Regions from separate parts of the Homo sapiens genome. Here region 2 is linked to region 1. Evidence: chromatin contacts called from ENCODE Hi-C or POLR2A ChIA-PET data. All regions are on one chromosome and are shown on one strand. The core of a region is the stretch at or near the end of the contact, and the rest is flanking DNA. Distances in the headings are between cores, read along the strand shown. Region 1 holds the start of SMUG1 (single-strand-selective monofunctional uracil-DNA glycosylase 1). Region 2 holds the start of COPZ1 (coat protein complex I subunit zeta 1).

Region 1 (6,566 bases), core at 3,489-5,988:
CCACTCAGACAGATTGTCCGGCCTCCTGGCCCTGACATCTCCCACCACTGCATCAAGCCAAATTACTCGGCCCCCCCAAGCCCCGGGCTCTGGTGAAATCCGATTAGTGAGGAGAGAGCTGCACTGAGCTGACAGCTCCTCCGATAATTGCTTCCCAAGTAAGTGATGCAAATCAGCCCATCCAGCCTATTCCTGCTCCTCTCTTGGGGACCCAGGCGTCCAGGCCCCAGGAGATGGAGGACACCAGAGTTGAGGAGACCTAGACGCTGTCATCTTCCTCCAGTTAAGTAGGCATAATCCATAAAGCTAGGTTGTGCTGCCTTGGGGCTGAGGTGTGCGTAGCAGGGTAGCGAGGCTGAGCCAGGGACCCCACTGGCTCTGCATTTCTGTCTTAACTGAGAGGGTGTCACTTTGTCACCTTATTCTCACCCCTTGGAGAATAATCCCATTTCTTGTAAGGTAGATGAAGGCAGAGATATAGAAGATACAGAGACAGCGAGATGGCTGAACCTGTTGAGAAACAAATCAGGCAGGTGCGGTGGCTTACACCCATAATCCCAACATTTTGGGAGGCCGAGGTGGGAAGATCACTTGAGCCCAGCAGTTCAAGACCAGCTTGAGCAACATAGCAAGACCCTGTCTCTACAAAAAAAATTTTTAAATTAGCTGGGTGTGGTGGTGCGCACCTGTAGTCCCAGCTACTGGAGAGGCTGAGGCGGGAGGACTGCTTGAGCCTAGGAGGTCGAGAGTGCAGTGAGTCATGATCATGCCACTGCATTCCAGAGTGAGACCCTGTCTCAAAAAAAAAAAAAAAAAAAAAAAAAGGACACAAATGGATGAACTCACAGCCTAGCTCCTCTGGTTGTGGGCCCTGCAGATAGCTTTCTCTCTTTGTAAGTGCCCCTCCTCACTAGGCTGAGGAAAAGACATGGAGTGTTAAGTCCCCACAGATGGAATGGGGAGGCATGGGGAATCTGATCAAGTCTGGAGACTTTTGCATCTGTGCCAAGGACATGTCCTTGGGATGCAGTGGCCCTTGCTTAACTCACACATCAAGGAGCCCTTTTCCCTTCCCCAAATCAGGGCCCTTTAAAGGGCCTGTTAATGCTTCTTCCTTAATGCATTTCCTTCCTACATCTTTACTTCAGGTTCTTTCTTGCTGTGACCTCCTTATCCCAACTTCTGCTGACCTTGGAGACCTGAAGAGTTACTTTCCTTGCAATCCTGAACTTCCAACTCCAAACCTAACCCTGCATGCAGGTCACTGTCTTTGGGAAATCTACAGGATGAGCTCCCCAGTCTTGTCCTCCGTGCTTGTGTGTCTGATAGGGCTTCATGGACTGGGTCTTGGGTACTCAGACTATCATCTGCCTGAGACCCTGGCAGAGCAACAGCAATAACTACCCTTTGTGGAGCCCAAATTCTGTAATAAGCACTTAATGTAATTAAGTCATTTAAACATCACAAAAGAAGATAGAGATTACAATGATTATCCCATTTTACAACTGAGATAACTGAGGCACAGAGAAATTAAGTAGCATGCCCAAGGTCACCATGAGTAAGTGGCAGAGCTTGGATTCAAACGCAGCAGTCTGATTCCAGAGCCCAAAGTCCTGAGGCCTCTGCTATGCTGTCTTCACTGTCCTATGCTCTTTTGATGTTTGTTGGGCTAATCGGGACAGGACCCAGTGTAGTGGAAGTGGGGAAGGTGGCTACACTGAAAGTTAAACACCAGAACCCCCTTTGGGGCTCCCCATGTCAGAAACAGTGAGTGGGAGCTGAACAGGGTGAAACTTAGTATCTATGAAGGGGGAAACATGGCCTTCACCTTCTCCAATTCCCGACCTTTGTTTTGTGCAGTGGGAGGCCCCGCAGCTAGACAGCCCTTCCCCGTGAGAAGCGGCGAGGCAAGGGAAAGGCTGAAAGATCCGCCTAGCAGCCCAAGTGAGCAGAGTCGGAGCTAGGACCCAAAGAGGCCGATAGATGGCGCTCATGGCCCAACACAGCTCCAGCAGCCCGAGGAAACAAAAAAAAAAAAAAAAAAACAAGTGAGCCGGTTAACCCCTTCCCTCCCGGGCTCAGGACAGAGGGGCTGGCTGGTGGGTATGCCTGGAGCCCTGCCCCAGGACCGGTGACTCAACTCTCTAGGCTCTTACCCAGGCGATAACCTGGGTCATCTTCTGTTCCTGCCCCACAAGGCTCTACCCGTAAATCACAGTCAGCAGCCTCCTGAAGACTTCCCAGAAGACATGAAGACTAATAAATGGAAGAGACTGGTTGGAAGGGCTGCACCCAAGCCCATGTTTCATCTCTTGGGCTCTATCTCTTGAAAGCCTCAGGGTCCCTGTTTCTAAGCACGCCTACTTCAGGAGAGCGCCTCACCTCCATCTTTCCTGGGAGTGACTCACTGGGCGGGGAGGAATAGCATGGACTAGAGAGAGAGAAGGCCCCAGGCCCCTCTGACATTGGCTGTAGGGACTCACTGTGGGCTGCCTAAGCCTCAGTTTCTCCTTATATCTGGACTTCCTATCTCTGGGTTCCCTGGGGTGGATGGGCTTATAGGGACAGAAACAGTTATTCAAGTCTTCTAGGAAATTGAAATCAGGGGTGGGGAGGTGGAGGTCCTGGGGGATCTCTGCTTGCCTGTTACTCATTTCACTCATTATTGTTCTGCCAGAAGCAGACTTTGAATGTGGAGGGGCTGCCAAGATGACAAACTAGAACAGAAGTGCTGGGCAAGCAAGTGACAGAGGGGTCGGGGTGGACAGGAGGGTTGTCCAAGGGATGGTGGAAATCCTGGAATTTTTAAGCAATGAGATGACACCACAATGAGGTCCCTTCACCTTATTTTTGGTCAGAAACACAGAAATACATAGACACACAGAGATGGGGGAACTTGTTCTAGAAGCTCAGATTCTCTTATTCCAGTCATTCTAGGGTAAGAAGCAGAAACAGGGAGATGTTCACAGAGGGAGACAGAGACCTGCAGATACAGAGAGAAAGCTACACAAGAGACTAGAAATAGAGATAAATTTACATAAGTAGAGAGGGGCAAATAACATAGGCAGAGAGAGACACAGAGAGGGAGAGGATCTGGTAAAAATTAAAGCTCAGGAAATTATGGGCTTCATGAGGTGGATGATTAATTCCATTTCCAAAGTCTTGCAAGGGTCAGGGTAGTTTCTCACCCTTGATGTCAGCAGGTCACTGCTCACAGCTCCCTGAAGCTCCTACTGCACCCATTAAGTTTTTGTTGATAGGAGATCAGACAAGTCCTGGGAAGGGAATAGCATCCTTTTTCTCTCACTTCTTCCTGTTCTGGGGTTTATAGGTCTCCTTTTCTACCACTCACAGGGAGACCTTGCTTCTGTGATTAGAGCCTTGGCTGTGCTAAGGTGTGTGGAGATTGTGGGGTGGGAGGAATATAGAAGATAACTAACCTTAGGGGGTTCCCAGTCTAATGAAAGTTTTAGAGTCACGACACAGAACCAGACCCAGATAGAGCACAAGAACAAAACTAGGAATAGGACAGATTTGGACATAGATATTGGGATGGGGGAATGGTGGGGGAATGGACTGTTAGGTGCAGCCATGGGATGAGGATTGATCAGGGAAGCCTTCCTGGACAAAGTATTTGAGGGAGAAGATTTGGATGGAAGAGTGATAGCTAACTTTATGTGTCTACTTGAGTGGTCTAAGGGACACCCAGATAGCTGGTAAAACATTATTTCTGGATATGTCTGTGGAGTGTTTCTGGAAGAGATTTGCATTTGAATTGGTAGACTAAGAAGATCACCCTCATTAATATGGGTGGGAACCATCCAATCCCTTGGGGGCCAGTAGAACAAAAGAGTGGAGGAAGGCAAATTCTCTTTCTTCATGAGCTGGGACATCTATTTTACCTGCCTTTGGACATCATTGGAGTTCCTGGTTCTTCGTCCTTCAGGCTCTGGGACTTAGCAGTGAGCCTCCTCCCCTGCTTTGGACTTTCCTGAATTATACCACCTGTTTTCCTGGTTCTCCAGTGTATAGACAGCAGAGCGGGAGACTGTGGGACTTCTTGGCCTCCACAATCCTGTGAGCCAATTCTTGGAATAAATCTCGTCATATAGATAGATATCCTGTTAGTTCTGTTCTCTGGAAAACTCTTGACTAATACTGAGGTTATAGGGTTGGGCAGATAGCAAGGCAGAGAAAGAAGTCAAAATGGTGACACTCTGGAGATGGGCTTGGACAGTAATGGGGGATGCCCCTTGCTAAAAAGTTGTTAGGAGCTACCAGAAATGTCTTCGTGGATGTTCTGTATAAGTAATGGCAGGCTGCAAAGGAGAAGTCTCTTATACCCACGGTGGCAGGGGGCCTAGCAATGGTCTTTAGCTATTGTTAATACCTTCAGGTGGGTGAGGGATTGGGGATGGTTGAAGCTTCCTGATTTGCAATCCCTTTGGGAAAATAGTGAATGAACTTTTGGAAGGGCGATGCCCTTTAGGGATAGAACCCAGGATTTCCTAGGTACTTACAGGCTGTGGCTTTTCACTTCTCAAGACTTCCTGATTTAACGCTGATGGAAAGATTAAACTACAATTCCCAGCGATCTTTAGGGCTAATTTAGTGCGCCTTCCGGGATTGGAGCATTTCCGGCGGAAGTGGCTGCGGGTACGCCAATCTCCTTCCCTAAACAATGTAGACTACGACTCCCACTGTCCTTAGCGCCGGGGGTTGGGTTTGGGGTGGGGGAAAGGAACCGGAAACGGGATGGGGAGCTGGACCAGGTGAGGAAGTAGGGGGCTGGGAATCCGGGACTGTGGGGGCAAGTTGACGGCTCCCAGGGTCGTCGGGGCTGAGCCGAGAGGGTGGTTAGAATTTCTATATTTTGGGGTCCCTCCCTCCGTATGGGGTAAGACTCAGTGCAGGGAGAGCCCAGCCTATGAAACCGCCTGGGAGGTCTGCAGGATCAAGGCTTTCCAGTCGGCCGGAGCCAGCGGGCGCCCCCGGAGGTTTTGTATGGTGCCTTAGTAGTCGGCCCCTTTGGAACCAGATGAAATGGTCTTTTTGAGTTTATGCTTTATTATTATTATTGTTTATTTATTTATTTTTCTGAGACGGAATTTTGCTCTGAATTCCAGGCTGGAGTGCAATGGCGCGATCTCAGCTCACTGCAGCCTCCGCCTCCCGGGTTCAAGCGATTCTTCTGCCTCAGCCTCCCGAGTAGGTGGGATTACAGGCGCGCGCCACCATGCCCAGCTAATTTTTGTATTTAGTAGAGACTGGGTTTCACCATGTTGGTCAGGCTGGTCTCGAAGTCCTGACCTCGTGATCCGCCCGCCTCGGCCTCCCAAAGTGCTCGGATTACGGGTGTGAGCCACCGCGCCCGGCCTATGCATTATTATTATTATTATTATTATTATTATTATTATTATTATTATTTATTATTATTATTATTATTATTATTATTTCGTTTAAGGATATTTATTATTGTCCCTGGACTCCCGGAGTGCCTCCAAAGGACAGGGGAGTGCATATGTGATTTCGATTCCTTCCTCACTTCCCGGATTTGATGTCAGAGAAGTCTGACATCAGTCTGAAGTCGGCCCTTGGTGGTCAGCCTTATCGCTTGGTCCAACTCCGCTGTCTTTGTGCTTAATGTAGTATGACACCGTATTTTATAAAATATCTACATTTCTTAAGCCTCTGGCTCTTGGGGCGACTTTGGGTAGAACTTACAAGTTCCTCCTTTGGGTTCTCTTAGTGTTTTGTTCCGGGTATTAAAGCTCACATCACACTGTATTACAGTTAGTTGTTTATTTGCCCTCACAGCAGATTATGAGCTTACAGAAAGCCTGGCCTACATTTTACTCTTTTTGGATTTCTTCCTCATCAAGAGACTGCTGCAGTGCCTGTCATGTAAGAGACTCATAAGTATTGAAAAAAAAAATGAGTTAACAGGTGGTAGGTTGGATGGAGTATGTGATTTTCCATAGAGAAGAGAGTTAAATGAGTTGCTCAAGAGAACCTTCTTAGAGATGAAACAGGAGTAGAATTCAAATCAATTGACTTCCAGCCTGTGGCTCTTGCTATGAGATCAGGCTTTGAAGTTATGGAACAATGAAAGTAGTATCTTGCCACTCTTTTCCCCAGCCTTGCTGTTTCCAACACAGGTGTCTAAATGTCAAAGGTGGGCTCAAGACTTCTCGAGATTCTAGAGCTGGAGCAGCCAATCTGCTAATGTTGGTGTTGCATGGGGAGATGCAAAGCAAGGTCCCCTGAAACACTGGCGTTCTCCACAGCACCCTTCTCAGCTTTTGTATGAGCCCAGTTTGTCCTGGGTAGCCACCTGGACAACAGATCAGTTAAAGACTACTGAGACAGTCAGGGAAGGACTTCCTAAGTTGGGCCTCTGATTTCTTTTCTCTCCCACTTCCCCTAGGCTAGGGTGAGAAAATAGGTTTATCGAGCTGTTGTGTCAACCTTGAGTTCTTATCTTGGAGAAGTCACTCCTGACCCAGGCAGAAAGTTGAGAGGAAGGAATGACAATGGTCCTTGTCGCATGGGAGGCACACATATGA
Region 2 (7,020 bases), core at 2,523-5,022, 140 kb before region 1:
TCTTGACCCCCTGTAGCTTACCTGTCCCTTTTTCTCGACATCCTGCAGCTATGTATGTACCTTGTAGAGTTAAGGACAGAAGAATATGCTTTGATCAGATTGTCCCTAACCGCATTACATAGGTTTCCCATAACAAAGAACCAGTGTGGTTTTAAAAGCAAAGTCCAGGGTTACCTGATCAAGTTAGCAGGGATCTGTGAATGCAGCCTATTAGGCATAGATTAAAGCAAAAGAATAAGGAAGAAGCAGGCTGAAACAGACTTCACTGAAGAAGCAGAGACAGAGAACTAAGGGAAGAGAAATGTGACAGAGAGACTTTCTTTTTCTTTAACTTTTCTGAGACAGAGCCTTGCTCTGTCACCCAGGCTGGAGTGCAGTGGCGCATCTCGGCTCACCGCGACCTCTGCCTCCCAGGTTCAAGTGATTCTCTTGCCTCAGCTTCCTGAGTAGCTGGGATTACAGGCGTGGCCACGCCCAGCTAAGTTTTGTATTTTTAGCAGAGACCGGGTTTCACCATGTTGGTCAGGCTGGTCTCCAACTCCTGACCTCGTGATCCGCCCACCTCGGCCTCCCAAAGTGCTGGATTTACAGGCGTGAGCCACCGTGCCCGGCCTTTTTTTTTTTTTTGAGATGGAGTCTAACACTGTCGCCTGGGCTGGAGTGCAGTGGCGCGATCTCGGCTCACTGCAACCTCTGCCTCCCTGGCTCAAGTGATTCTCCTGCCTCAGCCTCCTGAGTAGTTGGGACTATAGGCTCGTGCCACCACGCCCAGCTATTTTTTTTTGTATTTTTAGTAGAGACATGGTTTCACCATGTTGGCCAGGCTGGTTTCGAACTCCTGACCTCAAGTGATCCGCCCACCTCAGCCTCCCAAAGTGCTAGGATTACAGGCATGAGCCACTGCACTGCGCCCGACAGAGATACTTTCACATATAACTCCCCCAGCTTACCCACTACACACAGGCCCATTGTTAAAAGGGCTCCCCAATTATTATCTTCCTCATTCCTTTACCTTTAAGCAGGCTCCCTTCTAAACATATATAGGTAAGTCTAAAAACTTCCAAAAAAACCAATTCCCTAGAATCTATCCTAGTCTGCTAATTGGGTTTAGGGGGAGGTTTTTTATTCTTATTTTTTTAGAGACAGGGTCTGGCTTTGTCACCCATGCTGGAGTGCAGTGGCACAATCATAGCTCACTGCAGCCTCAAACTCCCAGGCTCAAGCGATCCTCCTGCCTCAGCCTCTTACAGTGCTGGGATTACAGGCATGAGCCACTGCACTCAACCTCTTGATTAAGAATACTTGCTGCCGGGCACGGTGGCTCACTCCTATAATCCTAGCACTTTGGGAGGCTGAGGCAGGTGGATTGCCTGAGCTCAAGAGTTCAAGACCAGCCTGGGCAACACAGTGAAACCGTCTCTACTAAAATACAAAAAAGTTAGCCAGGTGTGGCAGCACGTGCCTGTAGTCCCAGCTACTCGTGAGGCTGAGGCAGGAGAAATTGCTTCAACCCAGGAGGCAGAGGTTGCAGTGAGGTGAGATCACACCACTGCACTCCAGCCTGGGTGACACAGCGAGACTCTGTTTCCAAAAAAAAAAAAAAAAACTTGCTAACTGGCCGGGGTGCAGTGACTCACACCTGTAATCCCAGCACTTTGGGAGGCCAAGGCAGGCAGATCACTTGAGGTCAGGAGTTCAAGACTAGACCAGCCTGGCAAACATGGAGAAACCCTGTTTCTACTAAAAATACAAAAATTAGCTGGGCATGGTGGCGCGTGCCTGTAACCCCAGCTACTCAGGAAGCTGAGGCATGAGAATTGCTTGATTCTGGGAGGCGGAGGTTGCAGTGAGCCAAGATTGCACCACTGCACCCCAGCCTGGGCAACACAGCCAGACTCTATCTCAAAAAAAAAAAAAAAAAAAAAAAAAAAAAAAAAAAAAGAATACTTGTTAACTGCTTGGTACAGAAAATATTTAAAACTACTCAGATTTTAAGCTTTTTACCTATATTTGACCAACCGACATAAGGAATTAACTGTCTTTAACTGAAAGAGAGGAATTAAAACCTGTTATTCTTTTATCTGATGAGGATCTGAATGTGTATGCTTAGGAGATCTGAAGGAAAATAAAAGACAAGCTTCTTTGGAAAGAGGCCTAGAGTTCAAGCCAATTAAGGAAGAAGGCTGGGAGTTAAATTCCTACACTATACTACCTACCTACCTACACACACACACACACACACACACACACACACACACACACCCCTCCAAATCGCAAAATAGGGCACTTTTGAGAGAAATTCTCTGGTCCAGTTCTAAAAAGGGGTAACAGGTATTTTATTTGTTAGAACAAGCATAAAGCATCATATGGACAAGAGGGCTAATACAGCCCTTTAGCGACCACAATTCTCATGTAACCAGAGAGGGAGAAATTAGCATCCTAGATCATACAATAAGAATTCCTGGCCCGGCGCAGTGGCTCACGCCTGTAATCCCAGCACTTTGGGAGGCCGAGGCGGGTGGATTACGAGGTCAGGAGATCGAGACCATCCTGGCTAACACGGTGAAACTCCGTCTCTACTAAAAAATACAAAAAATTAGCCGGGAGTGGTGGCGAGCGCCTGTAGTCCCAGCCACTCCGGAGGCTGAGGCAGAAGAATGGCGTGAACCCGGGAGGCGGAGCTTGCAGTGAGCCGAGATCGTACCACTGCACTCCAGCCTGGGCGACAGAGTGAGACTCCGTCTCAAAAATAATAATAATAATAATAATAATAATAATTCCTGGCCAGGCGCGGTGGTTCAAGCCTGTAATCCTAGCACTTTGGGAGGCCGAGGCGGGCGGATCACTTGAGGTCAGGAGTTCGAAACCAGCCTGGCCAACATGGTGAAACCACGTCTCTACTAAAAATACAAAAAAAATAGCCGGGCGTGGTGGCACGCGCCTATAGTCCCAACTACGCGGGAGGCTGAGGCAAGAGAATAGCTTGAACCCGGGAGGTGGAGATTGCAGTGAGCCAAGATCGCGCCACGTGCGCACTCCAGCCTGGGTGACAGAGCAAGGCTCGGTCTCAAAAAAAAAAAAAAAAAAAAAGAATTCCTAAGGTCTAAATGGGTAGAGAAAAGGAGAACAGAATAAGGAGTCTAGAAAAAATATTCCACAATCCATGCTAACTTTATCAGGTATCCCAGAACTTTGATGGAATACTGATTATTTGACAAACCTATATAATAGGGATTAACAGGAAACCGAAGACAAAACAGTTTCCTGAAGGAATGTGGCAGGGAATCGGCAATGGAGAGTCAAACTTGGGAAACCATCAGGAGGAGTCTGTAACGACAAAACATCTGTATTCTTTTCTTACAATATGGGGCGAGTTTGGTGGTTTGGTAAATTAAAATCAGGGTATCATCCACAATGCTAAAAATAAGGGGCAACCTGAAGGGTCCTAATCCAGTACGCCTACAGGTCTGTGTATCCTAAGGAGTCCATGTGCTGCCTTCAACTTTCCACCGACTCTATGCCCTCTCCCCGGCAGGGCTTCCTACTCTAAACCAAGGCTTTAGCTCCTACACTAGGCCACACACTTATTCCAAAGGTCAGCAGAACGCTCAGTCCCCAAGAATTACCCGGAACTCTCTTTCCCCGTCTCCCACTCGGGCTGAACCCTGACTCCCGGCCCCTGTGGACACCACAGCATCTCTGCTGCCCCTCCAGCTCCTACCAAAATCAGCGCCTCCATCTTGCCCCGCAGCTGGTGCCGACGTGGAGCCGCAAAAGAAACGCCGCCGCTGATTGGCCATACGTTCCCATTAGGCCCCGCCTAGGATAAGGATCATTGGGTAAGGCTTGCTTTATTGGCCAATTATTGTACTAGCTTGCTTACCGGAAGCAAAGTGTCCAACCAGAAGGCTCAGGTGTTTGATTGTCAGCTTGAATACTCAATAAAACGCCAAAACCTCACGACTCATTGGGGCGGGAGGGTTAGTGGGGCGGGGTTGTTTCCATGGGGAACAGAAGAAGCGATTGTTAATTTTCAATTGGTAGGGCCGAGGACACGTGATATTGTCGGACTGATTTAGCGATTTTTAAACCGCACCCTCTTTAGGGGGCGCTGTGTCTCCTTAGCCTTTAACACTGGCGCTTTCTAACCGGAATCCTGCCCTAATCCCTATTTTCAGCGCCCGCATTAGGTCCATGATCTCTGTGGCTAGCCCTTCCCTCATGCTCGCTCAGGTCACTTCAGCATCCTCACAGAAAGTCTGCACAACCATAGAGTAGAGCCAAGAAAGGCCCAACATGTTAACTACATAAACCAAGGCTGCCAGGAGTTGATAGTCGCAATAACAATCTCCCTAAGGTGGAGTTCCAGGCTTTGCTGGGCCTGAGGAACATGAGAAGTCAGTTTGTAAAGGCCAACTTGAGCTCAACGTGAAATCGGCTTTGGAGATGGGGTTTGCGGGACAAACGGGGAAAGGGATGGGATTAGAATAAGAGAGGGGTTATAGGGAGTAAATTCTGGGGTTTTCCAATAGAAACAAGCCGTTGTGCCTGGGCGCGGTGGCTCAAGCCTGTAATCCCAGCACTTTGGGAGGCCGAGGCGAGCGGATCATCTGAGGTCGGGAGTTTGAAACCAACCTGACCAACATGGAGAAACCCCGTCTCTACTAAAAAAAAAAAATACAGGCCGAGCGTGATGGCTCACACCTGTAATCCCAGTACTTTGGGAGGCCGAGGCGGGCGGATCACGAGATCAGGAGATCAAGACCATCCTGACTAACATAGTGAAACCCCGTCTCTACTAAAAATACAAAAAATTAGCCGGGCGTGGGTGGCGGGCGCCTGTAGTCCCTGCTACTCTGGAGGCTGAGGCAGGACAATGGCGTGAACCCAGGAGGCGGAGTTTGCAGTGAGCTGAGATCGCGCCACTGCACTCCAACCTGGGTGACAGAGCGAGACTCCGTCTCAAAAAATATACATATATACAAAATTAGCCGGGCGTGGTGGAACATGCCTGTAATCCCAGCTACTCGGGAGGCTGAACCAGGAGACTCACTTGAACCTGGGAGGCGGAGGTTGAGGTGAGGCGAGATCTCGTCATTGCACTCCAGCCTGGGCAACAAGAGCGAAATTCCATCTCAAAAAAAAAAGAAAAGAAAAGAAAAGGAGAAGAGAAGAGAAAAGAAAAGGAGAAAGAAAGAAAAGAAAGAAAGAAAGGAAGGAAGGAAGGAAGGAAGGAAAGAAAGAAAGAAAGAAAGAAAGAAAGAAAGAAAGAAAGAAAGAGAAGGAAAGAAAGGAGAGGAAAGAAATGAGGCGTTGCAAAATGAGAAAAGAGAAGTTTACTGAATGCAAGAATTTCACAATAGGGAATGATTTTGATGAAGCTTGGCTTTCCCCTATCCCTTGGTTTCCTGATCCCTGACTCCTCTTAGGGCAGGGACACCTATTACCTTAATTATCCTAAAGGGATTTTTTCCCTCATCTCTGAAAATTATATCCTTAGGAGCCCTCCAAGAAGAGATTCCAAACTTACCCAGGAATTTTTCTTTTTTGAGACGGAGTCTCGCTCTGTCCCCCAGGCTGGAGTGCAGTGGCTCAATCTCGGCTCACTGCAAGCTCCGCCTCCCGGGTTCACGCCATTCTCCTGCCTCAGCCTCCAGAGTAGCTGGGACCACAGGCGCCCACCACCACGCCTGGCTGATTTTTTGTATTTTTAGTAGAGACGGGGTTTCACCGTGTTAGCCAGGATGGTCTCCATCTCCTGACCTCGTGATCCGCCCGCCTCGGCCTCCCAGAGTGCTGGGATTACAGGCGTGAGCCACTGCTGCACCCGGCCTTTTTTTTTTTTTTTTTTTTTTTAAGACGGAGTCTCTCTCTGTCGCCAGGCTGGAGTGCAGTGGTGTGATTTTGGCTCACTGTAACCTCCGCCTCCCGGTTGCAAGCGATTCTCCCTGCCACCTCAGCCTCCCTTGTAGCTGGGATTACAGGCGCCTGCCACCCCTGGCTAATTTTTGTACTTTTAGTAGAGACGGGGTTTCGCCATACTGGCCAGGCTGGTCTCGAACTCCGGACCTCAGATGATCCACCCGCCTTGGCCTCCCAAAGTGCTGGGATTACAGGCGTGAGCCACCGGGCCCAGCCACCCAGGAATTTTTCTAATAGTCGGAGTAGAATCAAGGAAACATAAAACAATACAATACAAGGGCGCTGTGGCATGTGCCTGTAGTACCAATTACCCCAGGGGCTGAGGCAGGAGGATGCTTGAGCCCAAGAGTTCGAGGCCGTAGTGCGCAGTGATTGTGCCTGGGAATAGCCACTGCATTCCAGCCTCGACAACACAGGGAGACCCAGTCTGTATATAAAAATAAGATAAAATAAAAAATTGAACAATACAATGCAAATTATAGACCTACAGTGTACTCTGACAGAAGGTGAATTTCTGGTGGAATACCAGGTGTTAAGCCTTATATCTGGAAGAAGTGAAGGCTTGTCCTTTTATTCCTCAAGGAGAGTTGTTCACACATTTACTGTGCCTGGCATCACAGTCAGTGGGTTGTCATTGGCTTTGCAGCTTAAAGGTAATACTAACATTTACTGCCCACTTATTATGTGCCAGGCACGGTGCTAAATCTTTAAATACATTATTGAATACATTTTTTAAAATCCTTATGAAGTAGCTGGGCATGGTGGCTCATGCCTGTAATCCCAAAACTTTGGGAGGCTGAGGCAGGCAGATCACCTGAGGCCGGGAGTTCGAGACCAGACTAGCCAACATGGTGAAACCCCGTCTCTACTAAAAATACAAAGATTAGCTAGGTGTGGTGGCAGGTGCCTGTAATCCCAACTACTCCGGAGGCTAAGGCAGGAGAATCTCTTGAACCCGGGAGGTGGAGGTTGCAATGAGCGAGATCCTGCCATTGCACTCCAGCATGGGCAACAAGAGCAAAACTCTGTCTCAAAAAAAAAAAAAAAAAAAATTCCTGGCCGGGTGCGGTGGCTCACACCTGCAATCTCAGCACTTTG

What was found. A loop is a pair of places that touch in the nucleus more often than their neighbours do. ChIA-PET counts read pairs that join two places held with the same protein, here RNA polymerase II (POLR2A). Pooled maps may share reads with other maps.
Region 2: a loop to region 1 is called in a map of B cell, with 30 times the contacts of the local background. The contact joins the promoter of COPZ1 here to the promoter of SMUG1 in region 1. A Hi-C loop is called at or near these places in 1 of 168 maps with a recorded cell type or tissue (B cell) and 10 of 50 pooled maps. POLR2A ChIA-PET finds 5 or more read pairs at or near these places in 7 of 52 experiments (A549, GM10248, H1 and 4 more).

The regions. Positions count from the first base shown.
Region 1 is chr12:54,187,157-54,193,722 of GRCh38, reverse strand. It overlaps SMUG1 (single-strand-selective monofunctional uracil-DNA glycosylase 1), which reads left to right and starts at 4,738. Exons shown (of 4, transcript NM_001243787.2): 1 at 4,738-4,772; 2 at 5,821-5,904. It overlaps LOC105369777 (a long non-coding RNA gene), which reads right to left and starts at 4,626. Exons shown (of 3, transcript XR_944984.2): 1 at 4,521-4,626; 2 at 3,189-3,275.
Region 2 is chr12:54,321,883-54,328,902 of GRCh38, reverse strand. It overlaps COPZ1 (coat protein complex I subunit zeta 1), which reads right to left and starts at 3,772. Exons shown (of 9, transcript NM_016057.3): 1 at 3,722-3,772. The coding sequence starts at 3,739.